Linked DNA regions of Homo sapiens: region 1 is linked to region 2. A link is a contact called in ENCODE Hi-C data. All regions are on one chromosome and are shown on one strand. Each heading gives the region's core, a stretch centred on a gene start or an enhancer-like site at or near the end of the contact. The rest is flanking DNA. Distances are from core to core; before and after follow the strand shown.

Region 1 (4,489 bases), core at 62-2,561, 5.7 Mb after region 2:
GGAGGTTACAGATAAGTCTGTCTTTCTCTATCCAGGAGCTGAATTGCCAGCTACTGAGAATAACCTATTGCAATGCTTAAAGCCTCTTAGGTATCTTGTCTTCTGAACATATAAATGGGTTCATTATCTTTATTTTTCCCTTTATTAATGTAAGGTTCCTTATTATCTATTAAATACCTTCCAGCAGTGTTAGCACAGAAATTGGGAGGGAATGGGGAGCATGATTTCTGTAATACACAGGTAAGGTATATTGTTTACAATATACTAATTTTCTCCCCAGCTAGCAAAAACTTAGCAGAAAATAAAAAAATGTTAATAATTCTCTTCTCTCCTTTCTCTTCCCTCCATTCCAAAACAAGAGGCAAAAACAAAGATGTTATTACTCTGTAGACTTCATGCAATCAGTAAAAAGAGTCTTATTATCAAAGCAGAATAGTTGATTACAACGTGTTTACAAAAACTATAACCACTACATATGTGATACACACTTAAGTCAAGTTTCAACCCCGTTACAAAGCCTTTGTCAACAGTGGGCAAGTGGGAAAAAGCCGAAGGGCTCTTTGGAATGAAGGAAATCACTGGAGGGGCTTCTCTTGGAAGACAAGGATTCCTTGGTGAGAGGTGTAGAGAGAGAAACAAGACCTAACCTTGGCGAGGGGGCGCTCGCCCAGGGTGGGGACGAGAGGTCAGGGCGAGTGGGGAGAAGGGGATTAGCGCGGAACAGCCGCGACCCGGGGCTGCCCTCGCACCGTGACTCCCCCACCTGCAGCTCACCCTCCCACCGTTCCCCGGCCCCGGCCCCGGCCCGGGCAGCGCCTTTCCTCCCGGCCCTCCGCCTGCATATCCGTTACCCCGGCGGCAGCGGGGCTGCGGGGGAGGGGAAGGACAGCGGAGCCGGGAGGCGGCCGGCCGCGGCGGGGATGCCGCAGTGGCTCCCCGCGGCAGCGGGTCAAAGTCTGCCCGGGCACAGGGAGCCAGCTGAAGCGGAAGGCGGCGGTGGACGTCAGGACTGGCGAGATGGTGGCCCCTCCGAGTCCTCCCACACCCCAGCCGTGCCGGTACCTCATACTGGATGTATTGCTTCCTCCACTCGGGAGTGATGTGCGCGGAGAGGTGCTCGGCGAACTTCATCCTGCCGTTTCCCCCTCACTCCCACTCGGGTCCAGCAGCTACAGGCGGCGGCGGCAACAGCGACTCCGACTCCTCCCCACATGGGCCCCGGCGCGGCGCGGCGCTGCGCTTCTCTCCTCCTCCGCCGCCGCCGAGGTCTCTTCAGAGCAGCCCGCCCGCCATCTTCCTCCTCCTCTCCATAGCCCCGCCCCTCCCCGCCCTCTGGACGTCATCGCCATGGTAACCGCCTACACCGCCCTGACGAAGGGGGTGCTGTAAGGGGTGGGGCTTGGGTACGCTTCTTAAGACTCCGCCCCTTGTGGGCCGTACGTGCTGGAGGCACCTCCCTGGATCTCTTCAGTCTGGCTCCTGTTGGCCTACAGCTGCTTTCTACCGCCTGTCTGGGAAGCAGCAGTGTTGTTACTGCAGTTAATATTAATACTGTAGCAACAATAATCCACACAAGACGTTTATATTTACAAAGAACTGTGCAAATATTTTTCCATTTTGATATTTATGCTTCATAAAACCTTTAAGAAATGGATCAGCACTAATCCAAACTAAGAAGCTAAAACAGTTCAGGACTAAATGTATTTAAAGGAACAGTATTTTACACACTCTAGGTGCTCAATAAGTGCTTATTGAATTTAATTAAAGACATCAATGCCAAAAAGTGCATGCTGCTTCTGAATTTCAATGTAATTGTCTAGTCCAGGGGCTATCAGAAAAGCCAATAAAAACACCAAATGAGGGTACCGACCGCACTTGTAAACTGAGCTTCCTGGGGTTGGGGGTGAGGGTTGGGAGGGAAACCAACGTTGAGAGGAAAGAGAACCCCGTAGAAGTACAGCTCTAAGCCCACCCCAGTAAAACCGGAAACAGGCCCAGCACCCAGGCTGAAGTGTCCCTGGGGAACATGGGCAGAGATCACTCACAGAGCTCTGTACTACATTGAGTGTGGGAGTGATTGTCTTGGAAGTCCCAATTCAGGACAGAAACCCAGGTCCTACCCTGGGTGGAGGAGACCTAATAATAATTTATTGAGCACTCACTGTTCCTGTACCAAGTGCTATTCTAAACCTCTTACATGTACTTTGTCCCTTGATTCTAACATTTTTTTTTTTGGTCTCGCTTTGTTGCCCAGGCTGGAGTGCAGTCACACCATCATGGTTCACTGCAGCCTTACCTCACATAGGTTTGTGAGCCATCCTCCCACCTCAGCCCCCTGAGTAGCTGGGACTACAGGCACATGCCATTATGCCAAACTAATTTTTTTGTTTATTTTTGGGAGAGATGTGGGTCTTGCTATGTTGCCCAGGCTGGTCTTGAGCTCCTGAGCTAAAACAGTCCTCCCACCTAGGCCTCCTAAAGTGCTGGAATTACAGGCATGAGCCACCTTGCTCAGCCTAACCCTCACAATTTTGATGAGATTTCAAGATTTACTAGGGAACTGCTATGCCTGGAGCAGTGCTCTGAGATATCATTCTCTGCTGTTGTCTTTTTTTCTCCATGTACTTTTTTCCCCTTTCTCTTCCCCTTAATTCATGCCAATAGGGATTCTGCAATCATTTCCCCAGGAGAGGGATGACACAAGATGGAAAATAGGCATAGACTATGAGTCTTTCTGGCTTTTTCTGTATAAAAGCCTTAACCTCTGGTGAAAGGGTAATCAAGGTCAAAAAAATAAAGAAAGAAGAGTGAGGACTCCTCTCACCTCAGACCTCCGTCTGCTCACCATAAAGATTCCCCTCTGCTGGAGGTAAACCTTGCCAGGAGAAAGAGACAGGCAAAAAGGAATATGTGTGCTACCAGGAAGGAGGCGAGACCACAGAAAGGAAATGGCTGTATGTTGTGCCTGGGAAAAGGGAACCAGGGACAGCTACAAAAGAGATTCCTGCCTTTAGCCAGTCATGGACTAGAATGGGAAATTCTTAGTAGCAACCCTGGTGGACCATGGCACACTGCTCCCAGCAGCACCGTACCTCTATGCCTTAATTGTGCACAAAATTCTGGAACCATGGCCCAACCCAAGAAAGTAAGGAAACCCTCAAAACTAGCTCTAAAATTCTTGATTTTTCTCATGCCTGATCCAGAGCCCTGCCACCCAGGACATGACAACTTAATTTATCCACAGAAGTAGATTTAATAATAAATTTCCTGCCAGGCACAGTAACTCACGCCTGTAATCCCAGCACTTTGGGAGGCCGAGGCGGGAGGATCACCTGAGGTCAGGAGTTCAAGACTAGCCTGCCCAACATGGGGAAACCCCATCTCTACTAAACATACAAAAATTAGCCGGGCATGGCGGTGCACACCTGTAGTCCCAGCTACTCAGGAGGCTAAGGTGAGAGAATCACTTGAACCCGGGAGGTGGAGGTTGCAGTGAGCCAAGATTGCACCACTGCACTCCAGCCTGGGTAACAGAGCAAGACCCCGTCTCAAAATAAGTAAATAAATACATTTCCTCATTCCCAGCGTTATTTTTGGGTATTTTACTGATAGAACCATCAAATACTTAGTAATTATGGAACACCGACTCTCTTATTTACTCTGAATCAGAAGAGCCCCCTGACTTATACTTTCTTTTGTGAATAGGCAAGCAACCCTTCATTTAACAAAACTTTATTGAGACCTATGATATTCCGGTTATGTCACTTTAGGAATGAAGGACCGTTCAAAAATAAATTAAGACTCTGTTTTTTCCTTGGAGGAAATCACAATTTAGTCAAAAAGATGGGGCCAGGCATGACGGTTCACACCTGTAATCCCAGCACTTTGAGAGGCCGAGGTGGGTGGATCATTTGAGGTCAGGAGTTCAAGACCAGCCTGGCCAACATGGTGAAAACCCATCTCTACTAAACATACAAAAAAAAAAAAAATTATCCAGGCCTGGTGGCACATGCCTGTAATCCCAGCTACTCAGGAGGCTGAGGCATGAGAATCACTTGAACTCAGGAGGCAGAGGTTGCAGTGAGCCGAGATTGCACCACTGCACTCCAGCCTGGGAGACAGAGCAAGACTCTCTCTCTCAAACAAAAAAAAAAAAGATGGGCAGGTAGACCAATAGCTCTTAGGCTACAGTGCGATACATGCTATAATTGACATATGTGTAAAGAAACAAACATCCAAGGATCAGAGAAGCTGATTTTGAAATCCAGTCTTAGTCAATCATCTGACAGGGAAAAAGACACCCCAAAGATTCCCTAAGGCAAAAGGCAAAGTCAGAATTGTTAAAGAATGACAAGAAATTTTCTGACCAGAGTATCCTTTAAGGCAGCCAAATGTCCCCTCTCAAAGAAACGGTCTGATACAGTTTGGCTGTGTCCCCACCCAAATCTTATCTTGACTCTTAGTTCCCATAATCCCCATATGTCTTGGG
Region 2 (4,431 bases), core at 1,753-4,252:
GGCTACCAGAGATATGCTGGGGTGGTATATCTGATACCAGTAAACTGTCAGTCACAAAACGGTTTTGCATTTTAAAACTAAAGCCCAGAGAATGGATTCAAGTCTGAAATGTCCTACTGGAGGCTGTTTCCTTATTGTTTCAATGAGCTTGTTCAGTTTTGTCTCAAAATACATTAATTTCTTCCTGGCTCTTTTTTTTTTTTGTTTTTTGAGATGGAGTCTTGCTCTGTTGCCCAGGCTGGAGTGCAGTGGCGCGATCTCGGCTCAATGCAAGCTCCACCTCCCAGGTTCACGCCATTCTCCTGCCTCAGCCTCCCAAGTAGCTGGGACTACAGGCACCCGCCACCACACTCGGCTAATTTTTTGTATTTTTAGTAGAGACGGGGTTTCACCGTGTTAGCCAGGATAGTCTCGATCTCCTGACCGTGTGATCTGCCTGCCTTGGCCTCCCAAAGTGCTGGGATTACAGGTGTGAGTCACCATGCCTGGCCTTCCTAGCTCTTTTTTGACAACAATAGACGTGAATCAGATTTGCATATCATTTTTTAGAGACTAAGTCTAGGAATGCTTGTCTAAATATCACTGTTGCCTCTGTGAAGTTAAGGGCTTTTACCTTTTAGTAATGCCTTAAGGTATGCAATTCTATGTATCTACTTTCCTCTATATCATATTATACTCCTTTTCCTTCTGGTCTAATAATTCTTAATTCTTGCAACAAATACAAGTAATTCTAAAGTTATATTTAACCTTTTAACCTTATTTCTTCTAGGGTGTCACCTAGTAGCCATATTAATGTGTAAGAAACTGAATGTAATAGGGAGATGAAAATCTATTCAATTATGAAATCTGATTGAATGTCAGATAAATTTTTCTTTAGTGCTCTTTCAAAATTTTTAAATGTAGTCAACCATACTTTATAAAAGGCAGTACTAAAAATGTATATAGTCAGCTTTCCACATCTGTGGTTTCCACTTCCATGTATTCAACCAACCACAGATTGAAAAATTATTTTTTTAAAGCATGATTACATCTGTATCATTAAAGATGTTTTTTCTTGTCACTATTCCCTAAACAATATAATATAACAACTATAGCATTTACATTGTATTAGGTATTATAAGTAACTTAGAGATGATTTAAGATATGCAAATGCTACACCATTTAATATAAGGAACTGGAGCATCCATGGATTTCATATCCATGGGGTGGGCAGGTGAGAGGGTCCTGGAACCAATGCCCCACGGATACCAAGGGACAACTGTATTTTGCCTTATAGGGTCATAATTTTCCAGAAATGTTGTATATCAGCCAAAGCCTTTGTGGTCCAAGCACTGTGACTGACACAACTCAACCTTTCTGGGCTCTGGTTTCCTAATCTATAAAATAAAGCATTTGAATCCTAGCAGATCTGAAAACCTATCTAATTTTAGGATTCTGTGAATCTAAGTACAGAAAAATCTACATTTCCCAAATGACAGATCAACAGTATGATAATACTGTGGGCTTAGGACATAGCATAATACTTCATATACCAGCAACTTTAATTACAATGCTTATCTAAAAAATATTTTTGGGGAAAAATCAACCTTAAGCTCCGCTGTTGATTTATTTTTCCTTAGTTATTACAAAATATCATAAAATGCTTCCATTTATATTTCTTAGACGGCTTCACAACATGATTCAAAAGTAAGAACTAGAGAAAAAGAATAAATTTCATATAAGAACTAAATCACCAATTCACAGAAGGCCCACGACTGTGGGAACTGCAGAGAGACGACACTGGGAATGCATTATTTACAATGAATAATTTAACAAATTCTTTCATAAGAGTAAACACGAAACAATCTACGGATTGAGCTTTAAAACTACAGAATTATGATCTGGAACCATACAAGTTCTGTTACTGTAGAAATTAACAATGTGTTTAAAAACTTCAGTTACAACAGTTTTCAATTTTAAAAACAATATAATGTTAGGTAACCGTTTCTGCAACGAAAAATTTAAAACATAGGCTACACTCAAAGTGCTACCGGTTTCTTTTAATTCTCCTCCTGAAGAATTAACCCGGGTCCTTAAATTCCCGGGTACTGAATCACTCAGTGCCACCTCCCCACCACCAAAAACCATTTAGGTACGCCGTTTCACACAAGGTAAGTTCGTCAGAAGTGTGTGCCGGAGTGACTGTCCATATGGTTCCAACACTGTCCCTTCCTTTTTCTCTTGAAAAGAGAGCACACACACACACACACACACACACACACTACACTTAGGCTGACTTACCTGTTTTCAGAATGTGCACTCGTGGCAGACAATTACCTCGGACGGTCTCTCCGCCGGAGATGGGGGTTTCGGGCCCAAGTACCAGCCTCTAGGGGCCAGATTCCCTCCGGTCTCAATTCACTGCCACTGAATTCATCAGAAAGCGACCTACTTCCCACACCTCACTTCCCACTCCAAAGCCAGGGACTTGGGAGTCAGGTGGCGCAGATTGATGACGTAAAAGCCCCCCCTCCCTTCCCCGCAGAGCCTCAGCCAAAGCGACTGCGGTCGCCACCCCGCCCCCTTCTGGGCGCCATAGAGAGCGTGGCGGTATCCCGGAGCCTGCCGTCCGGCCCTACCGGGACCGATGCCCTCTAGTGGCTCAGTGTCCAGAAGCCGCCAACGAGGACGATCCATGGCATCCCGGGGCTTTGACGGTAAGGTCACCAGCTCTTCAGGGAGGGCCAAGGGGTGACGAGTACGTATGTGGCGCCACCGTGCGGACAGCGGTTACGGGGCCGAGATAGGAGAGCCAGGGGAGCGGGGAGAAAAACGGAAGCTGAGAGGGCGGTGCAGCATTGGGCTCCCGGAAAAGAATGAGAAAAACACTACATTTCCCAGAGCCCTACAAGGCCTGAAGTGGGTGGAGCTGGAAGCCGGAAAATTGGGTGCGCAAGAGGATCAGGGATAGCCTCTGAGCTCGGGTTCCCAGGGTTCGTAGCTTCCAACGGCTGCGCGCGCACTTCGGTCGCGGGCGGTGAGGTGCTGTTGCTGAAACGCTGCCGCTGAGGGTGGACTCGATTTCCCAGGGTCCCGCCGCGGGAGTCTCCGGCGGGCGGGCGCGCGCGAGCCACCGAGCGAGGTGATAGAGGCGGCGGCCCAGGCGTCTGGGTCCTGCTGGTCTTCGCCTTTCTTCTCCGCTTCTACCCCGTCGGCCGCTGCCACTGGGGTCCCTGGCCCCACCGACATGGCGGCGGTGTTGCAGCAAGTCCTGGAGCGCACGGAGCTGAACAAGCTGCCCAAGTCTGTCCAGAACAAACTTGAAAAGTTCCTTGCTGATCAGCAATCCGAGATCGATGGCCTGAAGGGGCGGCATGAGAAATTTAAGGTGGAGAGCGGTAAGTGAGATGCTCTTTCCGTCCTTGGTTTTGGGCTCGACTCCCGCCCTTTGGGTCTGGTCTTCCCCCATCAAGTTGGCACTGGGTACCGCTCTGTTAACCTCACTTCCTGGGCTCTGTGGATATCCTGAGCCTTCGCTTTCCTGCTCCTTACAGTTTGATAAGAAGCCTTTGAAAAAAAAATCTGAATCTAAGTTCAGTAGCATTTTCTTTGTAGTTAGGGTAGGCTCATACAGGGACGCTTATTTTCCTTCGTCCGGCAGACGGGAAACAGACTTGATAGAGTCTGCGAACCCATCTCTCTAAGCCTAGAGTACCTTATATGTTTTGTTGCACTTCAACTGATAGTGGCTCCGCCCTATTTTCTAGGCACCTGCATTCTAGGCCTTTGCCAAATTGACCACTCTGTGCACTTGTTCTTAGTGTGTGCGTCGTCCCGTGGCTCCAGAACGAATCAGATGTTTACAAAAATGAATATTAGGTGCATAAGAGCGCTGGAAACACAGTGAATGTGCAGTACATAAATTTAATATATCTTGATTTCTCTTAAAAAGTTGGAGTTTGATAGAAAACATTAAAATTTTCTTGTAATTACCTAAAGTAGGCCTTTAAGTAAGAAAGTTACTGACAATAATGGCTTGAACATCCTTGAAAAAAATATGAAGAATATAGTCATTACCATTAGTAAAATACAAACTTCCCGTTAATGTGTTTTGGTTTACCATTTGTTTGGGGAGGTTCATACTGTTCTTGCTAAGTTGACTGGAAATTCTGAACAAGTTTTTACTTCAAAAAAAGTGTAACTGTCAAGCAGAATTGACCTTGAAAATTAGTTCTCTGATCCCAGAGCTGAGTATAGTACATTGCATTCTATTTATTAATTTGCACCATAAATATTGAATGTCTTACATGTTCCTGATACTATGCTGAACATGATATTCAATCCCTTCCCTTGGAAAGTTTACACATTTACTTTTACATATATTTAGTAGTTTTATGCTTTCAGGTAATATCTTGACTACTATAAAAGAAGTCTTTTAAAACAAAGGAGTTT

Evidence for each region. Hi-C counts contacts between places; a loop is a spot of excess contacts on that map. Pooled maps may share reads with other maps.
Region 1: a loop to region 2 is called in a map of CD8-positive, alpha-beta T cell, with 18 times the contacts of the local background. The contact joins the promoter of XPR1 here to the promoter of TPR in region 2. A Hi-C loop is called at or near these places in 2 of 168 maps with a recorded cell type or tissue (both CD8-positive, alpha-beta T cell), 1 of 37 single-sample maps with no recorded cell type and 8 of 50 pooled maps.

What each region holds. Positions count from the first base shown.
Region 1 is chr1:180,628,844-180,633,332 of GRCh38, reverse strand. XPR1 (xenotropic and polytropic retrovirus receptor 1) reads right to left here and starts at 1,311. Exons shown (of 15, transcript NM_004736.4): 1 at 1,063-1,311. The coding sequence starts at 1,131. RefSeq lists enhancers at 446-946, 947-1,447 and a silencer at 572-951.
Region 2 is chr1:186,373,824-186,378,254 of GRCh38, reverse strand. TPR (translocated promoter region, nuclear basket protein) reads left to right here and starts at 3,002. Exons shown (of 51, transcript NM_003292.3): 1 at 3,002-3,377. The coding sequence starts at 3,227. It overlaps ODR4 (odr-4 GPCR localization factor homolog), which reads right to left and starts at 2,417. Exons shown (of 14, transcript NM_017847.6): 1 at 2,281-2,417. RefSeq lists enhancers at 2,388-2,577, 2,748-2,797, 2,958-3,257 and a silencer at 3,818-3,867.